Linked DNA regions of Homo sapiens: region 1 is linked to region 2. The links are chromatin loops, found by intact Hi-C in ENCODE. Cell type or tissue: PC-9. All regions are shown on one strand. Each heading gives the region's core, and the rest is flanking DNA. Links, peaks and the distances in the headings are about the cores only.

Region 1 (5,377 bases), core at 317-5,316, 490 kb after region 2:
TGTCACTATTGTAATTGTTTTGGGGCATCATGAACTACTCCCATGTAAGATGGCAAACTTAATTGGTAAATTAAGTTTGACCGGGTCTTCTTGCATCTCTCCATCTTCTTTGGCCTCCCTATTCCCTGAAACACAGCAATATTGAAATCAGATCAACTAATAACCCTACAGTGGCCTCTTGGTGTTCAAGTGAAAGGAAGAGTCGCAGATCTCTTGCTTCAAATCAGAAACTATTTCTAGCTTTAATATCTAGATTAAATTTAGTGAGGCAGGCGTGTTGAAAGCCAACACAGGCCAAAAGCTAGGCCTCTTGCACCAAACAGTTAGCCAAGTTGCGAATGCAAAGGAAAAGTTCTTGAAGGAAATTAATAGTGTTACTCCAGTGAACATATAAATAAGAGGGTGAACAGCCTTATCACTGATATGGAGAGAGTTTGAGTGGTCTGGATAGAAGATCAAACCAGCCACAACATTTCCTTAAACCAAAACCTAATCCAGGGCAAGGCCCTAACTCTCTTCAATTCTATGAAGGCTGAGAGAAGTAAGGAAGCTGTAGAAGAAAAGTCTGACACCAACGGAGTTTGACTAATGAGGTTTAAGAAAAGAAGCTGTTTCTATAACACGAAAGTGAAAGGTGAAACTGTAAGTGATGGAGAAGCTGCAGCAAGTTTTCTAGAAGATCTAGCTAAGATCATTTGTGAAAGTGGCTACACTAAAAAACAGATTTTCAGTGTAGACAAAACAGACTTCCATTGGAGGAAGATGCCCCCTAGAAATTTCACAGCTAGAGAAGAGAAGTCAATGCCTGGCTTCAGAGCTTCAAAGGACAGGCTGACTCTCTTGTTAGGGGCTAAGTCAGCTGGTGACTTTGAGTTGAAGCCAATGCTTATTTACCATTCTGAAAACCCTAAAGTCCTAAGAATTAAGCTAAATCTACTCTGCCTGTGCTCTACAAATGGAAAACCAAAGCCCGGATGAAGGCATATCTGTTTATAACATGGTTTACTGAATATTTTAAGCCCACTCTTGAGACCTGTTGCTCAGAAAAAAATATTCCTTTCAAAATATTACCACTCATTCACAAAGCATCTGGTTACCCATGAGCTGTGATGGAGATGTGAGGCAGCGCTCCTTTCTTGGGAGCACTAGCTGCAGAGGGTCTGTTCCTGCAGACCCCTGATTTGGTGACGGATGAATAAACATACACTGACACACAGATATTCTGCTTTGCCAGTCCAGCTGAGGGTCCGAGGCCACTCACAGACTCCAAGAAGAGTCCTGTAAAGAATGGCAGGTGTTGCCCTGAACGGTTCGCACTCCAGGCATTTATTTAGTGTAGAATTAACAATGGAAGCTTTGAGTCAACACACTTGTGGATAATTAACATGGTTAAGAGAGTAGTTCTACGAATGATTAAAGCTCAGGTACTGTGGTCTAAAGTAAATACCATTGGGGGCAATTTTCCTGGTAGACCTCTCCCGCCACCCCCCCAGGGCCATCTGGCTCAAAGGTTAGTTAATGGAGGTAGGGTAAACAGACTTAACTGGGGAAGCCTCTATTGTCCCTAGTATTTAACCTATGACTTAATGCTCTAAGGTAAGAACCGGCAGCCTTCAGCCTGTTCAATTATTACAAGCTATGTAACCTTTCAGCCTTCCAGAGAGGTTTGTGACTATTCCCTATAACTTTCCCTAATATTTCCCTTTAATATTTCTGCCACCATCCTGAGTGAATCCCAACAGAGACGTACAAAGGGATTAATGTTTTCCTGCCTGCTAATAATACAATATCCATTCTGTAGCCCATGGATCCAGGAGTAATTTTGACTTTCAAACCTTATTATTTGTAGAAATCCATTCCATAAAGCTATAGTTGCCATAGATAATGATTTCTCCAATGGATCTGGGCAAAATAAATGGAAAATCCTCTGGAAAGGATTCTAGATGTCATTAAGAACATTTATGATTCATGGAAGGAGGCCAAAATAGCAACATGAACAGGAATTCGAAAGAAGTTCACTCCAGCCCTCGTGAATGACATTGAGGGGTTTAAGACTTCCATGGAGGAAGTTATTGCAGATGTGGTGGAATTAGCAAGAGAACTAGAATTAGAAGTGGAGCCTGAAGGTCTGACTGAATTGCTGCAATCTCATGATAAAACTTGAATGGTTTAGGAGTTGATTCTTATGGATGAGCAAAAAAACTTGTTTCTTGAGATGGAATCTACTCCTGGCAAAGATGCTGTGAACATTGTTGCAGTGACAACAAAAGGATTTAGAATGTTACATAAACTTATTTGATAAAGCAGCAGCAGGGTTGGAGGGGATTAACTTTAATTTTGAAAGAAGTTTACTGTAGGTAAAATGCTATCAAACAGCATCACATGCTACAGATAAATCTTTCATGAAAGGAAAAATCAATCAATGCAACAAAGTTCATTGTTGTCTTTTTTAAAGAAATTTCCACAGCCACTCCAACTTTCAGCAACCCCCACCCTGATCTGTCAGCAGCCATCCACACTGAGGCAAGAACCTTCACCAGCAAAGATATTATGACTTGCTAAAGGCTCAGATGATCATTAGCAATTTTTTAGCAATAAAATATTTTAAATTAAGGTATGTACATTTTTCCGGAGACAAGGTCTCACTCTGTTGCCCAGGAAGGAATGCAGTGGCATGATCATAGCTCACTGCAGCCTCAATCTCCCAGGCTCAAGTGATCCCCCTACCTCAGCCTCCTGAGCAGCTGGGACTACAAATGCACAGCACCATGTCCAGCTAATTTTTAATCTTTTTTTTTTTTTTAAAGAAATGAGTTCTCACTGTGTTGCCCAGAGTAGTGTCAAAGTCCTGGGCTCAAGTGATCCTCCCACCCTTGTCTCCCAAAGTGCTGGAATTACAGGTGTGAGCCACTTTGCCAAGTCAGTACATTGTTTTTTGACCTAATGTTATTGCACGCTTAATAGACTACAGTACAGTGCAAATATAACTTTTATATGCACTGCAGAACCAGAGCTATTCTGATACTAGCTTTACTGTGGTTGTCTGGAACCCAACCTGCAATATCTCCGAGGTACACCTGAAATTTTAAAAACAGTTGTGCAATAACTAAAGCAACCACTAGAGGGCTCAACAAAGCGGCTTACCATGCCCTCTAGAGGTGGTGCCAAGAGAGCTGTCCAGGTGCTGAAGTGTGTAGAAAGGTTGCTCACTGGAGTGACACTAGGGAATCTAGAATGTGCCTTGGAGATTCCACTGCACAGCTCTGTGGGCTGGAAACCGATTGGTGTTAGGTGTCAGGCGAGAGTACAGAACTGCTCTGAATTCTTTAGTCCTTTCTATTATTCCAACATGAATCAAACCTAGCATGTCGGGGCAGGGTAAGCAAGTGATAGTATTTTGATATGCTTCTCACCCAAGAAAAGAAATGACACTTTGCAATCAAACCTGGTGATGGTGGAAGCCCAGTCAAGGTGAAAGCTTCAGCTAGCAATAGAGACTGATAATTTTTACCTAGTTCTCAAATGGTTGCGAAAGGATGTGGTCTAGGAAGAGAAGATAATATGTTTTTTATTGTTTGTTTTTAACTTCTTTTTTTTAAGATACAAGGTCCCACTCTGTCACCCAGGCTGGAGTCCAGTAGCACAATCACAGTTTACTGCAGCCTCCAACTCCTAGGCTCAAGCTATCCTCCTGCCTCAGCCTCCTGGGTGGCTAAGACTACAGGCATGCATCACCATACTTGGCTAATCTTTAAAATCTTTTTTATAGAAATGGGGTCTCACTGTGTTTCCCAGGCTGGCCTCAAACTACTGGCCTCAAGTGATCCTCCTTCCTCAGCCTCCCAAAGTGCTGGGATTACAGGCATGATCCACTGCACCTGGCCTGAGATTTTTTTTTTTGTTTTAAAGATTTATTGCCTGAATTAACTTAAAAAACCTAAACTTTAAAGTCTGTTGTCACATAGTTTGTAAACAATAGCAAGGCCCTTCATCTCTTCATCTTACTATTTTATAAAAGATTATACATTCAAATGTAAAAATAAGAAATCTATAAAAATGAAAATTATCTACGTTGCCCAAATTTTCTGAAGGATTGGGCAAATAAGTATGGATGTATATTACTCCTGAGGGTTTTAATTGTTGCAACCTTTTAGAGGGCAATTTGGCAGAATCTATCAAAATATCAATAGGTATTCTTGTTTTTTTTTTTTTAATACAGAGCCTCACTTTGTCACCCAGGCTGGAGTGCAGTGGTGCAATCACAGCTCACTGCAGCCTTGACCTCCTGGGTTCAAGGAATCCTCCCATCTCAGTTTCCCAAGCAGCTGGGACTACAGGCATGTGCCACCACACCCAGCCATTTTTTTTTTTTTTAAGATATGGGGTCTTGCCATGTTGCCCAGGCTGGTCTCAAACTCCTGGGCTCAAGTGATCCTCTCACCTCTGTCTCCCAAAGTGCTGAGATTACAGGTGTGAGCCACTGTGTCTGACCTGGGTATTCTTTTTGACCCGGCAAAACTATGTTAGAAATTTAACTTAAAGAAGTATAAATAAATATGAAGCATCTTTTTATTACAATCATGCAGAAATTATACCACTGATGTTATGGTAAAAAAATTAGAACCAATGTAAATGTTATCAGTAGGAGATAAGTTGTGGTTCAGCAATTACTATGCAGTCATTCAGAACATTGATTTATATGAATAGGCAAGGAAACATATCCACAATATTTTGTTGGATTAAAAAATATAGGGCAGAGAATGGTATGCATAGTATAATCTATTGAGGCAAATACATTTGTAGATGTATGCACAGAAGAATCTAGAAGGCCATACACTAAAGTATTAACATTAGGTTTTATTGAAAGACTGATCTACCAGGGGAAAGTGGAGGGCCTTTTCACTGTTTGGTACACATTTGTATCATACAATAGGCATGTACTATTTATACTTTTAAAAAGATAAAAAGGAACTGTGTAAACCAAAATATTGAGGCAGGGAATATTACTATTCCCTGTGTCTGTATCCTTTTAAATTTTTATTCCTTTCCGTTTTATATTTAACACCACTAGATAATTTGATTCTTTTTATTTTATCCTTCTGGTTGCCAGCCAAGGACTTTATTAGAATATTTTTTAAAAGTGAGATGGGGCCAGGCATGGTGGCTCATGCTTGTAATCCCAGCACTTTAGGTGGCTGAGGTGGGCAGATCACCTGAGGTCGGGAGTTCGAGACCAGCCTGAACAACATGGTGAAACCCTGTCTCTACTAAAAATAGAAAAATTAGCCGAGTGTGGTGGCTCATGCCTGTAATCCCAGCTATGTGGGAGGCTGAGGCAGGATAATCGCTTCAACCCGGGAGGCGGAGGTTGCAGTGA
Region 2 (5,377 bases), core at 207-5,206:
CTCTTGTACAAATATATACTTAGCCTGGGCAAAATATTTATTTAACTCATTAATGAGCGAACTAGCAGGATGAGGATGAGAAAGCTGGTTCTAAGGACCATCCAGGAACACACACACATTTAACTCATTAATGAGCGAACTAGCAGGATGAGGATGAGAAAGCTGGTTCTAAGGACCATCCAGGAACACACACACACACACACACACACACACACACACACACACACACAGAGAGAGGAGGGGAGAGAGAGTGAGAGTGAGTGAGTGAATTATGGAAAAATATTATGGAAAAAAGAATGCTGGAATAAGATTGCAAACTCAGATATAAAACTGGTTAATGGGCCGGGCGCGGTGGCTCATGCCTGTAATTCCAGCACTTTGGGAGGCTGAGGCAGGTGGATCACCTGAGGTCAGGAGTTTGAGACCAGCCTGGCCAACATGGTGAAACCCCATCTCTACTAAAAATGCAAAAGTTAGCTGCTCGTGGTGGCATGCCCCTGTAATCCCAGCTACTCGGGAGGCGGAGGTGGGAGAATTGCTTGAACCTGGGAGGCAGAGCCTTCAGTGAACTGCGATCGTGCCACTGCACTCCAGCCTGGGCGACAGAGCGAGACCCTGTCTCAAAAACAAAACAAAACAAAACTGATTAATGTCCCATAGGAAAATAACACTGTAACCTTTGAGACTGTATCTGACAGAATTCTTTTTTGCAATTTATCAAATTTATCAATCTTTAACAAGTTAACAACTTAACTTTACAGAGTCTGGGCCCTAATCAAAAGCAAATAGTGAATCAAACAAAAATAACCTCCCTGTAAGCAGACTCGGGGTGTAGATAGATGACTTTGAAAAGTTATACTTTATTTCCAAGTTTGGGACAGTTTTTTTTTCTTTTTTTAACAGCATTCTATCTTGAGTGGCTAGCATAGTACCTGACACAAAGGAGGAACTAGTGACTGTTTCTTGAATGAATGAGCAAATGGGGAAAGGTTGGATCCTCAGGCATGTGAGTGGCCAGGGTATTAATACAGGAAAAGCCTTCCACTAGGAAGTTGAACCTCAGCCTTCATGCTGGAGGAGTCTGGGGTCGGAAGACCAGCTGTGAGCAGCCTGAGAGGGACTAGGGTAATGGGGCAGTTACCCAAACAGGGCTTGGGGCGGTAAAAGACATGGCAGGAATCTAGCAGTGAGAACTAGGTTATCAAGCAGGAACTGGGTCTTAAGAACAAGGGAGAATTCGGTGATTAGGACAAAGGGAGGGGAAGGAAAGGGACTGTTATTTGTGGCTTCACCCACAGTGTGCAATTCATTGTGCAAAGCTGAGTGTACACGGCTCATCTCACGCTCACCCCTCACCTGACCCCTTAGGCAGGATTATTGTTCCTCTGGTTCAGAGGCAGAGAGCCTCACAGATAGAGCTGGGGTTGTGGAGATGTTGAATTTAAGCTCTGCCATTCATGAGCTGGGTGACCCTTAGCAAGTTACTGGCTGTCTCCGCCTGTTTTTTTACCTATAAAATTGTAATGTAATCTAAGCAAATAGCAAAGTCCACAATCCTCCAGACTTAGGCTTTGGTTACATTCAGAGATTTGAAATCCATTAGCTAACAATAAAGGCAGTTCTTTTTATTTGTGTCTCTCAAAGAATAGTCAAGGGGGATCCATTTTATAACCAATACCAACTCTTTTAGGAAACTACTCTCAGGTAGTGGCATGATCTCAGCTCACTGCAACCTCTGCCTCCCGGGTTCAAGTGATTCTCCTGCCTCAGCCTCCCGAGTGTATCTGGGATTACACGTGCACGTCACCACGCCCAAGTAATTTTTGTATTTTTAGTGGAGACAGAGTTTCACCATATTGGCCAGGCTGGTCTCGAACTCTTGACCTCAAGTGATCCATCTGCCTTGGCCTCCCAAAGTCGTGGGATTACAGGCGTGAGCCATGGCCCAGCCACCTTGCAGGTGTTCTGAAACCTCTCTTGCCCTTCCCTGGACTCTGCTAAAGTTCTCCTTCCATTTGCTTTGCCCCAGAAGACTTTCCTCTTCTACCCCACCTCTGGTATTCTCTTTTCTCTCTCTGTCCTTGTTTCTCTCCCCTCTGATTAATGCACTTTGCATATGGAAACTGATGAACTCAGACTGCATAATGGAGGGAAGAAGATGGTAGATGGGGCAGAGCCTTTCCTTATCTGGGTAGCGAAGCTGGGAAGCTGGGTAGCGAAGCTGGGTAGCGTCATTGTTTTAAATAATTCTTGCCCTTGATTCGGGGAGATCAGCTCCCTCACAGTCCCATAGCGTGGTCATGAGGATTACTTTGAAGTTTCTGGCAGTTAGTGGACCTTTGGTAAATAGCGGCTCCCATTATTGTTCCAGAGGAGGAAAGTCAAGTTCACAATGGGGACATCTTGCAGCTGTGAAGTGATGAAGGGGTTTGAAGCTCAGCCAGGTTGGCTCCCGTGCGTAAAGTCTGAGTGAGCAGAAAGCCAGGAGAGTTAGAACTCACTGATGAAGTCAGGGTTGTTCCTAGGGAGTGGGGCAGGGGTGGTGCTGGGGCTGGAATCCACGAGGGCCCCAGCTGTGGGGAGGCAGCAGCCTTACTAGAGGCCAGATGAGTGCTGTCCTGGGCTTGAGTCTGGGCGTGTGTCACAGGCTGGATGATTCTAGAGCAACCCATCCAGCGCCAGCTCTCAGCCACTGTGATTGCTCAGCCACCAGGAGCCCCCTGCCCCCTGGGCACAGACCTGCTGGGGTTTTCTGCAAGGAAGCAGCAGTTTTGGCTCGGAGTGTCTCTCTGTACACTTTGGAGTCTAGTCAAGAGGACAGCCTCTTAAAATGGAAATGGGGCACTGCTGTGGGCCACCTGTGGACACTTGATTGCTCTCCCCAAGTTACTTGTATTCTCTGAGGCAGATGTCACGCTACAGCATCCACAGGGCCATTTCTAGTGCACCAGCAAAAAAAAAACGCAAGCGAGGAGTGGAATAAAATGCTCCTTGACCTTGTCCTTTCTTTCATCTCTTATCCTTTTAGGAAAAGAAGACTTTTTGTTTTCAGTTCAGATTTTAAAAAAGAACTAAATAGGGTACTTGAGACTTGCCACCCGGCAGCGGAGCTGGAGCCCTCCGGGAGGCATGGACGAAGTAATCAACTGAAGTTTTCTAATACCGGCCAGCAGAGGGCACTCTTCACTCACAATCGGTGCTGTCTTTCTCCTTGGAAACGTTCAGTGGCTGCAGGAGCCCTGGAAAAAATTGTCTTCCAGCTATTTGTAATTTAACTTTGAGTCCTCAAGAGGGTACCTTCCCCTTTTAGAGTTGCAGTGTTGGTGCTATTATTTTAACACCCGCATCTGCTGTTGTCTGGGCATCAAAGTCTAGAAAAGTCATGAGGGAGATGCATTCTCCAAGGTTCTGAGCACAAGATTCAGACAGAAACGGGGCCAGATGGGCACATACTGTTGCATAAACACCAATTAATTAATACTGGGCTCCAGATGAGCCCAGCCTGCCAAACTCGTGAGCTTCACACCTCCATGGTCTGGGCCCTGCCTCCCTTTGGTACAAAAATTAAAGAGACAGTTGCAAAAACCAGAGCATTCACTGGCCAGTCCTAGTAGGGAACAACACTGGGACATGCAGGGCACTGTGCTTCCCATGGGGACACTTTAATTCTTTCCTGTGGATTCTTCCTCTCCCTGCCAACATACTTTTAATCTTGTTGATGCTATTAATAATAATGACAGGTGACATTTATTGTGCTCTTATCATGTGCTGGGCACTTTTATGACTACTAGCTTATTTAACTCTCTTAGGCCAGGTGGGGTGGCTCATGCCTGTAATCGCAGCACTTTGGGAGGCCGAAGCGGGTGGATCACGAGATTAGGAGTTCAAGACCAGCCTGACCAACATGGTGAAACCCCGTCTCCACTACAAATACAAAAAAATTAGCTGGGCATGGTGGCGTGCGTCTGTAGTCCCAGCTACTCAGGAGGCTGAGGCAGGAGAATCACTTGAACCTGGGAGGCGAAGGTTGCAGTGAGCCAAGATCGCGCCACTGCACTCCCCTGCCTGGGCGACAGAGTGAGACTCCATCTCAAAACAAACAAACAAAAACAAAACACAAAACCAAAGAAAACAAAACAACCCTCTTAAAGTCCCAAGAGGTGGGGAACTGCTGGAACTTCTGAGGTTTTGTGAGGGTCAGGTACTTGCTGAGGGTCACTTAGCAGGTGAAGGAGGAGCCAGGTTGACCCCTCAGAGCTGTTGCCCATACCTGTCTGTCACCCATTTGTGGAGTCCCATTTATGCTCTGGACATCAGGTGGTAAGCCAGTGGTGTGCACACAAGACACAGTGCATCTCTGGCTAATTTTAATTATTTTAGTTTTGAATGTGTTAATCAAATACTTGAAAATTGAAAAGGAAGAGAAAGCCAGCCAGCCCTCAGAGAGCATACGCTGTGAGTGGAGGCCCTGAGGTGTCCATGTTCCTGAGGTGGTCTCTTAGTGGCTGCAGGATTGGCTGTGCACGGTAGGGGGAGTGAGGTTAGTGGGGCTGGCTCCTTCCTTTCCTTCCTTCTAGATCAACTCTGCTTCTACCAGGTTTATGTAGGATTGGGCTTGACCCAAGGTTTCTGCTGCTGAGAAGCTCTCAGCAAAACCCCAGTGTAGTGGCTCTTAGCTAAGGGCATGCCCAGGAGTGTTCATCACCCCGTCCCCAGAGTCCCTTTCATCTTCTGTTTCTCTTTCCAGCAGCTCCTTCCCTCCTGCCTGCAGATTGGGCCTGGAGCCTCCTGTGCCAAACACTTCCCTCCTACTCCTGCTCAGCCGTTGCATTGCCCAGAGCTCAGCCCAGTGCTGGTGCTGGTAACAGTTGAGAGACAAAGAGGGGGAGCCCTGAAGTCAGAGCTCTGCTCTCCCTGTGGCCGGCACATGATTATGCCCCAGATTCCTCATCTGCAAGATGGTGATGTTAACAGAATCTGTCCAGAAAGTATGGACTATAATGAGGCGTTGGCAACCCAGAGTTACTTGTTTGTTTGTTTTCTGAGTCAGGGTCTCACTCCATCACCCAGGCTGGAGTATAGTGGGACGATCACAGCTCACTGCAGCTTTGACCTCTTGGGCTCAAAGGATCCTCCCATCTTAGCCTTCCTAGTAGCTGGGACTACAGGCATGCATCACCATGCCCAGCTAATTTTTTCAATTTTTGTAGAGATGGGGTTTTGCCATCTTACCCAGGCAGGTCTCGAACTCCTGGCCTCATGTGATCCTCCCATCATGGCCTCCCAAGGTGTTGGGATTACAGGCATGAGCCATCACACCCGGCCTCCAAAGTGTTTTAAACATCACTTCACCCGCAGTAAGGATTCAATATCCATG

Evidence for each region. A loop is a pair of places that touch in the nucleus more often than their neighbours do. Peaks named below come from ENCODE experiments on the same cell type or tissue, not always from the same donor. Only the 100,000 strongest peaks of a DNase experiment are listed, where the experiment ranks them.
Region 1: a loop joins it to region 2, with 8 times the contacts of the local background. A loop is called at or near these places in 2 of 110 quality-filtered maps.

Annotation. Positions count from the first base shown.
Region 1 is chr3:56,492,653-56,498,029 of GRCh38, reverse strand. No RefSeq gene overlaps it. Among named protein-coding and RNA genes, the nearest start is that of ERC2, 27 kb to the right of the region's middle. In PC-9, for the core only: CTCF peaks have their summits at 2,910 and 3,115 (motif pointing right); a DNase peak (open chromatin) is centred at 3,159; H3K27me3 peaks cover 544 bases.
Region 2 is chr3:56,986,878-56,992,254 of GRCh38, reverse strand. It overlaps a transcript of ARHGEF3 not described here. Among named protein-coding and RNA genes, the nearest start is that of ARHGEF3-AS1, 50 kb to the right of the region's middle. In PC-9, for the core only: a CTCF peak has its summit at 3,169 (motif pointing right); no DNase peak of the experiment used is centred there.